Linked DNA regions of Homo sapiens: region 1 is linked to region 2. A link is a contact called in ENCODE Hi-C or POLR2A ChIA-PET data. All regions are on one chromosome and are shown on one strand. The core of a region is the stretch at or near the end of the contact, and the rest is flanking DNA. Distances in the headings are between cores, read along the strand shown. Region 1 holds the start of LINC00189 (long intergenic non-protein coding RNA 189). Region 2 holds the start of HEMK2 (HemK methyltransferase 2, ETF1 glutamine and histone H4 lysine).

Region 1 (3,635 bases), core at 28-2,527, 310 kb after region 2:
AGCAGAGACGGGGTTTCTCCATGTTGGTCAGACTTGTCTCGAACTCCCAACCTCAGGTGATCCGCCCACCTCGGCCTCTCAAAGTGCTGGGATTATAGGCGTGAGCCACCGCACCCGGCCAACAAACACAAATTCTTATACTTGCTACCACAAACATCATTAGTCATATTTATTAGATGGTCATTATTTATTAATTTAAATTAAATAATTAAATATTCATTAAATCATTAAAACCTTCAGCTACTTATATGATTATAGTTTGGTGCTGTTTTTGCAAAGACACTACACATTCACATAGAAATATGTCTAAAACTTTTTTATAATTCTATAAACTACATGAATGGTTATACAGTTGAGTTGACTAAATTCCTCCCACATAATTATTTCAATTACATAAAATATTACTTACATAACTGGAATGGTATTATAGCTATAAAATACTCAAGTCTGTAGTTACATAAAATTAAATTCAGTAAAAAGAAAGGCCTAAAATTTTAGCAACATACTCTCTAGAGAAAAGCTGCTAAACAGTTGTGTTTCTATAAGTTTTAAAATACAATTGTAAAAATAAAAACTAAAAACAAAATTTTTCAAAATTTTGCTTTCTCAAAAGACATTAGCCAAATTTTAATAAAAACATTGAAGAGTTTGTTTTGCATACACTCCGATGAGATGAACTAATATTATCATCCCCTTTTAAACCAAATTTTGTTTGCAAATCTTCTCTCCAAGAAGCCCCCTAAACAGATCTTACTTTCCTTTTGGTAATGCTTACTTATGATCTGTTGGCAACTTATTCGTATTGTTACAGGTAGTTAGATAGGCATGAGTGGGGCAGGAGAGCGCTCTTCCCCCACCCACTAGGAATGTCCGGGGATGGTTTGACAATTATCACACTGCCTCTCTAGCAATGATAATTCAGCAGCCTGTGCCAGGGAGAGACAATCTCCTGATGATCCACAGCTGTTAACATTAAAGTGTTAATTGAATGCAGATGCCAGGGAAAGCAGCCTCCTGGGCATGTACCGTAAAAGACAAGTTGGCGGAGTATGACCTTTTGGGGACACTCCATCGGAAAAAAGGGAAGGAAGGATCAGACGCGGCTGTATACAACTTCTTAAACTCACTGTGTGCTCAATTCCCAGAAGTAAGGAGGGCACTGCGCATGCGGGAAGCCCACCCTAAGGGAGGAATTATGGGAAAGAGGCAAGCCTGTAAAGCCCGAGGATCAAGGTTAAACGCTCTCTTTTTGACCTTCAGGCACCCTCTTGGGTCTTTTACAAGTGAACTTTCTTTCCTGTTTTAAAGCCTTTTAAATAAACTTCCACTCCTGTGCTGAAACTTGCCTTAGTCTTTTTTTCTGCTTTATGCCCCTCAGTCGAATTCTTTCATCTGAGGAGGCAAGAATTGAAGTTGCTGCAGACGCCTGTGGATTCACCACAAGTACATTGGAGTAACCACTGGGAACAACAGGTTGCCTTAGAAGCTTTGCAGGTTGTTTTGTTTTTTTGTTTGTTTGTTTTTTTGAGACGGGGTCTCACTTTGTCGCCCAGGTTTGTTGCCCAGGCTGGAGTGCAGTGGCGCAATCTCGGCTCTCCGCAACCTCTGCCTCCCGGGCTCAAGTGATCCTCCCACCTCGGCTTCCCGAGTACCTGGGACTACAGGCATGCACCACCACACCCGGCTAATTTTAATTTTTATTTTGTATTTTTAGTAGAGTTGGGGTTTCACCATGTTCCCAGCTGGTCTTGAACTCTTGAGGTGAAGCAATCCGCCCACCTCAGCCTCCCAAAGTGCTGAGATTACAGACGTGAGCCATCGCGCCTAGCCTTGCAAGTTGTTTTTTGTTGAACAGAAGAAGCTATTCAAAAATGTCCAGGACTCTGTTATTTATTCAGCAAGCTTACAAAGCCATCTTTGATTGACTGATTCTTTGACAATGACTATCTGGATGACACAGGAAGGATGCAATTCTGGCCTTGGAGAGAAAACTTGCAAGGAAAGGAACATGTTTGAATTTCAGATGTGTTCCTCAATGAATCACGTAAGTTTGCTGTTTATATTCATTAAAGAATACGTTTTAAATGAGGATAAAATTACAACTTTCATACAATATAAAATAAATGTGTCGGATTTAACTCAGGAATTAATAAGGTGATAAATAGATGTTGCAAGGAGTTCAAAAGAGAACCACACATTTATGGTTAAATAAGGAATGTGAAATGAATTTACAAACAAATGCAAAACTGGCAAAACTGGTCAATATCCACACAAACCCAGTTTGCATTTTCATGGACAGAGATTATTTGCATTCCAATCAATTTTCTCCAAGGTAACTTCTGTGTCTAAAGAGTTGTGAAATAGCCCAATCAGAGGCAAACAAAGGCACAGATAACCCAGACGGATGAGCTAGACAAAGCATTTCACCTTTTTTCTCTACGTATTCTTTCTTTACCAGGGTGATTTTGGTGCATCTGACACCTTTTCAATGATTAATAAATCAAGATCCAGAAATTAGTGAATAAAATTAAGTATTGGGGACTGTAGGGGGAAAACATTTCTCTCTACTCTGCATATCTTTTAGCTGGGGCAGACCGCCGCAACAAAAGACTGATTAACGAGGGAAAAAAGGACGTTTCATAACGTGTATCTTCTGTATACCTGGGAGAAACTTAGAGAAATGAGCAAATCTCAAAGACATGGCTTTGAATTCAGGCTTAAATCCTATCTTCCACTGAAACAAAGACAGAAGGGTGAGGGGAAGGCCAGTTATGGTGAGACGCCCAGGAAAACACAGTAAGCAAAGGTCAAGTTTGTTATGCAGATCTAAGTTGGTGCCTTCTCCACTGAGTCTCTAATGATTTAGTCATCCTTCTCATCCTGGTACAGAGAGGAAGACACTTACAAATGGAGATTTCCTTTACAGATATACATTTTTCTTACAAAAGGGTAACTTTTACTCTGTTTTCAGAGCTTCTCCTGTGTCTGCAATTTCTCAAAATACCTCAAAATAATCCTTATGCCAAACAGGCATATTTTCATCTCCTACAGGTCAAAGATATTCACATTCAAGAGTTTGGGAATGAAATTCATTTTGGATAATAATATAAAAATCAAGGTTTCTTTTGAGGGCATGGCGTTAACTAATTACAATTTGACACAAAAATGGAACTGTCATTCTATTTTCTGTACATGGTCCATGAAATACAACATGAGAATTTGGAATGATTTGGGTCAGTTATCCAACTACCAGCAATCTCCTTGTAACTCACAGATCCCCCTCTATAATAATCACAATGATAATAACAGCAATAATAATAAAAACTGTGACACCTGAGTCTTATTGATCCCTTAACAGGTGCCAGACGCCGTGCTAGGTGTTTTAGCTATAATTTCTTAAATTGAATTTCCATAATAGCATATACAGTGGATGTAATTATGCTAATTTGTGAAATAGCAGTTCATGCCTTCCTTCCTCTCAGCCCCTCTTTTCAATAAAGTAAAAAAAATTTAAGCAAACAAGTTTCATTGAATGATCTCGATTATAGTATTTCAAAAGCGTGGTTCAGGGAACTAAACAGCCATCCTTCTTTGGCTATGGTTTCCTCAACAACTTGGCTTCTTTCCCCTCAGTT
Region 2 (3,275 bases), core at 457-2,956:
ATCTTCATTCTACTGTACTTTATCTTTCCATTAAATTTATTTTCTTGCCTATAATCTTGGAAGTTGCTTCTTTTTTAGAGACAGGCTCTTGCTCTGTCACCTAGGCTAGAGTGCAGTGGTGCCATCACAGCTCACTGCTGCCTTTAACTCCTGGGCTTGCTCAAGTGATCCTCCCACCTCAGCCTCCCAAGTAGTTAGGACTATAGGCACGAACCACAGTGCCAGCCCTCTATAATGTTATACATGCATCAAAAGCATAAATCATCCCCATTAAAAAGATCAGCTTGATGGCATTTAGGGAAATTTTTAGCACTGAACTCCCAAAACAACTACCCAGTGACAAGCTCCAGAGGTTTTAAACTTTTGGAACCAGTCTACACATCTGACAAGTCTTTATTAGGTGGTAGTAAGGTCTGAGAATCTCACCAGGTGGCTTCTCTTTGAAAATAACTATCATGGTCTCATAAATAATTAGAATTCCAAACTAGAAATAACCCAAGACTTTATAACAAAATCAGCTCCTTTTACAGCATACTTTGCAGTGCAATTTGTGCTTGTAAATCTTTCTGGGCTATCTTGAGAAGAAAAGACAAGTTATAAAACAGTACTGTTCCACTGTATATTCCAGTAGATCCAAAAGTTCCATCATCTACAATGAAAGACTAGTTTAATAAGAGCTGGGACATTTTATACTGGAGAAATATGACCAAGTTTAAGAGGGATAAATAAATACAATATAGATCTTTGAAACCTGAAAGCTGTTTGTTCCATCCTGAGAAAACCCAGTTCATCTTATCTTCAAACAAATCTAACAACCCAAATTCCTTACATTTAAAAATCACAATGTCAGTATTCATTCCTTCTGCTATTAATTTAAAATTGATGGCGATCACTTCAATAAATCCATTTAAATAAAGTGCTAGGGTAGACTATTGTCTGCTAGCTGCATGTAACTTTTTTTTGGTAACAATTAAATGAAAAATTCAGTTCCTCAATAGCACTAGCCACATTTCAAGCGCTCTGTAGCCACATGTGAGGACTGGCTGGTGCTAGAGTATGCTATTCAGTGGGTTTAAAAATATTTCCCCACTCCAGTAACACAACTTTCTTTCATGTTTGTTAAGGGTGCTTTCTATGTGCTGAGTAAATCAAATAATACCATGCAATTTTAATATGTAATACTTTAAAAATATTAATAAGCAATGTTTCCGGAATATTTTGTTTCCAAACGTGTTATACTATCGCTTCTCTCAGGGACATGTGTTCTTCAGATTAACAGGCGACAGGAAAAGATACGCCTTTGCATGGTAAGCAGTCAGGGAGCTCATGAGACAGAGCAGCCCCCTGGCAAAGGAGATGCGTCCCCGGCACACTCATTACTTGTAGCTACAGGAAAATTCTCAATTACGGCGTCCTGGCTGTCAATCATCTGCAAGTGGACCCCGCCTGCTCCGGCTCAGGGCGGTGATAGTCACCGTTCCGGCCCTCCTCCACCGCACTTCTTCAGAAAGCCGCAACCCTTTCCCGTCAGAGCCCCTCCCCTCCTCGCACCCTGCCAGTTCGGCAGCCGCTGCCTCCAGCGCGTCCAAAAGCAGAAACGTGTCCTCCGCGGGCTCGTACACGTCGCTGAAGGCGCCGCGGCCCACGTGCCCGTGGAACGGCGTAGCGAAGTTCTCCCCTGCCATAGTCCTTCGCTGCGTTCCATGCGCGTGCGCAGGGCGTGCGCATGCGCATGCGCATGCCCTCACCCTCATGCGCAGGCCTAGGAGTGGGGCTGGCGTCCCGGGCGACCAGTGTGTTGTTGTTGGGTCTTAATTCTAAATTTGTCAGTGGCTCTCCTTGAAATTGCTAAGTAGACAGTTGTATAATCCGTGACTATTGACATTTGCTTTCTTCTTTGGAACATTTAAATTTTATTCTGTGAACTAGAACCTGATAGTGGGCATTCTGAGTTGTTTTTGACTAAGGTGAATGTTCTTTCTTCATTCTAATGATATTTGGAAATTCTGTTTTATTCCTAGTTTGCAAGGATTTGAAAAAATACATAATAAATTTTACTGTTTTTTTGTCAGCTGAACTTTAAGCTTTACGCTATAAAGATGAAGACTTTCCTCGTTTTTTTACTGTACTTTATAAATTGCCTTCCTGATGAATCATGAATGCACTCTTTTTATAAACCTTAAGCAAGATGATGCGGTTTAATACACTGCTGAATTGGGGAGGCTAATAATCTGGCTCCGTTTTTTTTTACCAAGATTACGCTACCCTCGTTATGTGAGTTAGGACACTGTTTCTGGAACATTAGGTAGAAAGCCTTAAAACTGGCTGGGCTTGGTGCCTTTTTGAGTGAATGGATCTTTGATGTTTTGGAACATCTGTAAGTTATTAGACTATTCAAGTATTTGCATTCTTTTTGAGTCAATTTCTGAAATTTGTTTCGCAATGAAACATTTTTACAGCTCGTTTTTTAAATTTGAGAAATAAAAATACAGAAAAGTATTTGAGGTACAAATTTTATTTTATTTTATTTCTACTTATGTATTTTTTTTTTTTGGAGACAGAGTCTCGCTGTATCCCCCAGGCTGGAGTGCAGTGGCGCGAGCTAGGCTCACTGCAACCTCTGCCTCCCAGGTTCAAGCGGTTCTCCTGCCTCAGCCTCCGGAGTAGCTGGGATTACAGGCGCCTGCAGCCACGGCTGCCTAATTTTTGTATTTTTAGTAGAGACGGATTTTCCCCATGTTGGCCAGGCTGGTCTCAAACTGCTGACTTCAGGTGATCCACCCGCCTTGGGCTCTCAAAGTGCTGAGATTACAGGTGTGAGCCTTTAACGCACCCGGCTGGGTTACAAATTTCAAAACCCCAAGTTTTAAACCCAGAAATGACAGTATTTTCTCATGTTTCCTTAAAATATTTTTTAAATACAAGAACTAAAATATTACAAATAAGATGGATGTTCTTTCTCTATTTGCCTTCAGTTTAATTGTGTAACATTCTCTCCAAGGCTCTTATGGATTTAGTGTATGTCCATCTAATCCATGTAAAAACATGGATCTTGTATTTATACGTTTATAAACATTCATATCTTTATAAGCAACATACGGTGTATTTTAAAATTTACATAACTGGTACTAGGTTGGACATATTTTTCAAATTTCTTTTTCAGTCAACATTATATGAGATTTATGTTTTGATATATGGTTAGGTTACTCCTCTTAACTGCCATATAGAATTTTATTATGTAAAAATATGAAAAATATATATATATAGAAAGAGTT

Evidence for each region. Hi-C counts contacts between places; a loop is a spot of excess contacts on that map. ChIA-PET counts read pairs that join two places held with the same protein, here RNA polymerase II (POLR2A). Pooled maps may share reads with other maps.
Region 1: a map of naive thymus-derived CD4-positive, alpha-beta T cell shows a loop between it and region 2 (3-fold over the local background). The contact joins the promoter of LINC00189 here to the promoter of HEMK2 in region 2. A Hi-C loop is called at or near these places in 1 of 168 maps with a recorded cell type or tissue (naive thymus-derived CD4-positive, alpha-beta T cell) and 10 of 50 pooled maps. POLR2A ChIA-PET finds 5 or more read pairs at or near these places in 1 of 52 experiments (activated naive CD4-positive, alpha-beta T cell).

Annotation. Positions count from the first base shown.
Region 1 is chr21:29,192,217-29,195,851 of GRCh38, forward strand. It overlaps LINC00189 (long intergenic non-protein coding RNA 189), which reads left to right and starts at 1,278. Exons shown (of 2, transcript NR_027072.2): 1 at 1,278-2,044.
Region 2 is chr21:28,883,661-28,886,935 of GRCh38, forward strand. HEMK2 (HemK methyltransferase 2, ETF1 glutamine and histone H4 lysine) reads right to left here and starts at 1,707. Exons shown (of 6, transcript NM_013240.6): 1 at 1,552-1,707. The coding sequence starts at 1,685. RefSeq lists enhancers at 1,006-1,565, 1,561-1,620, 1,566-2,124.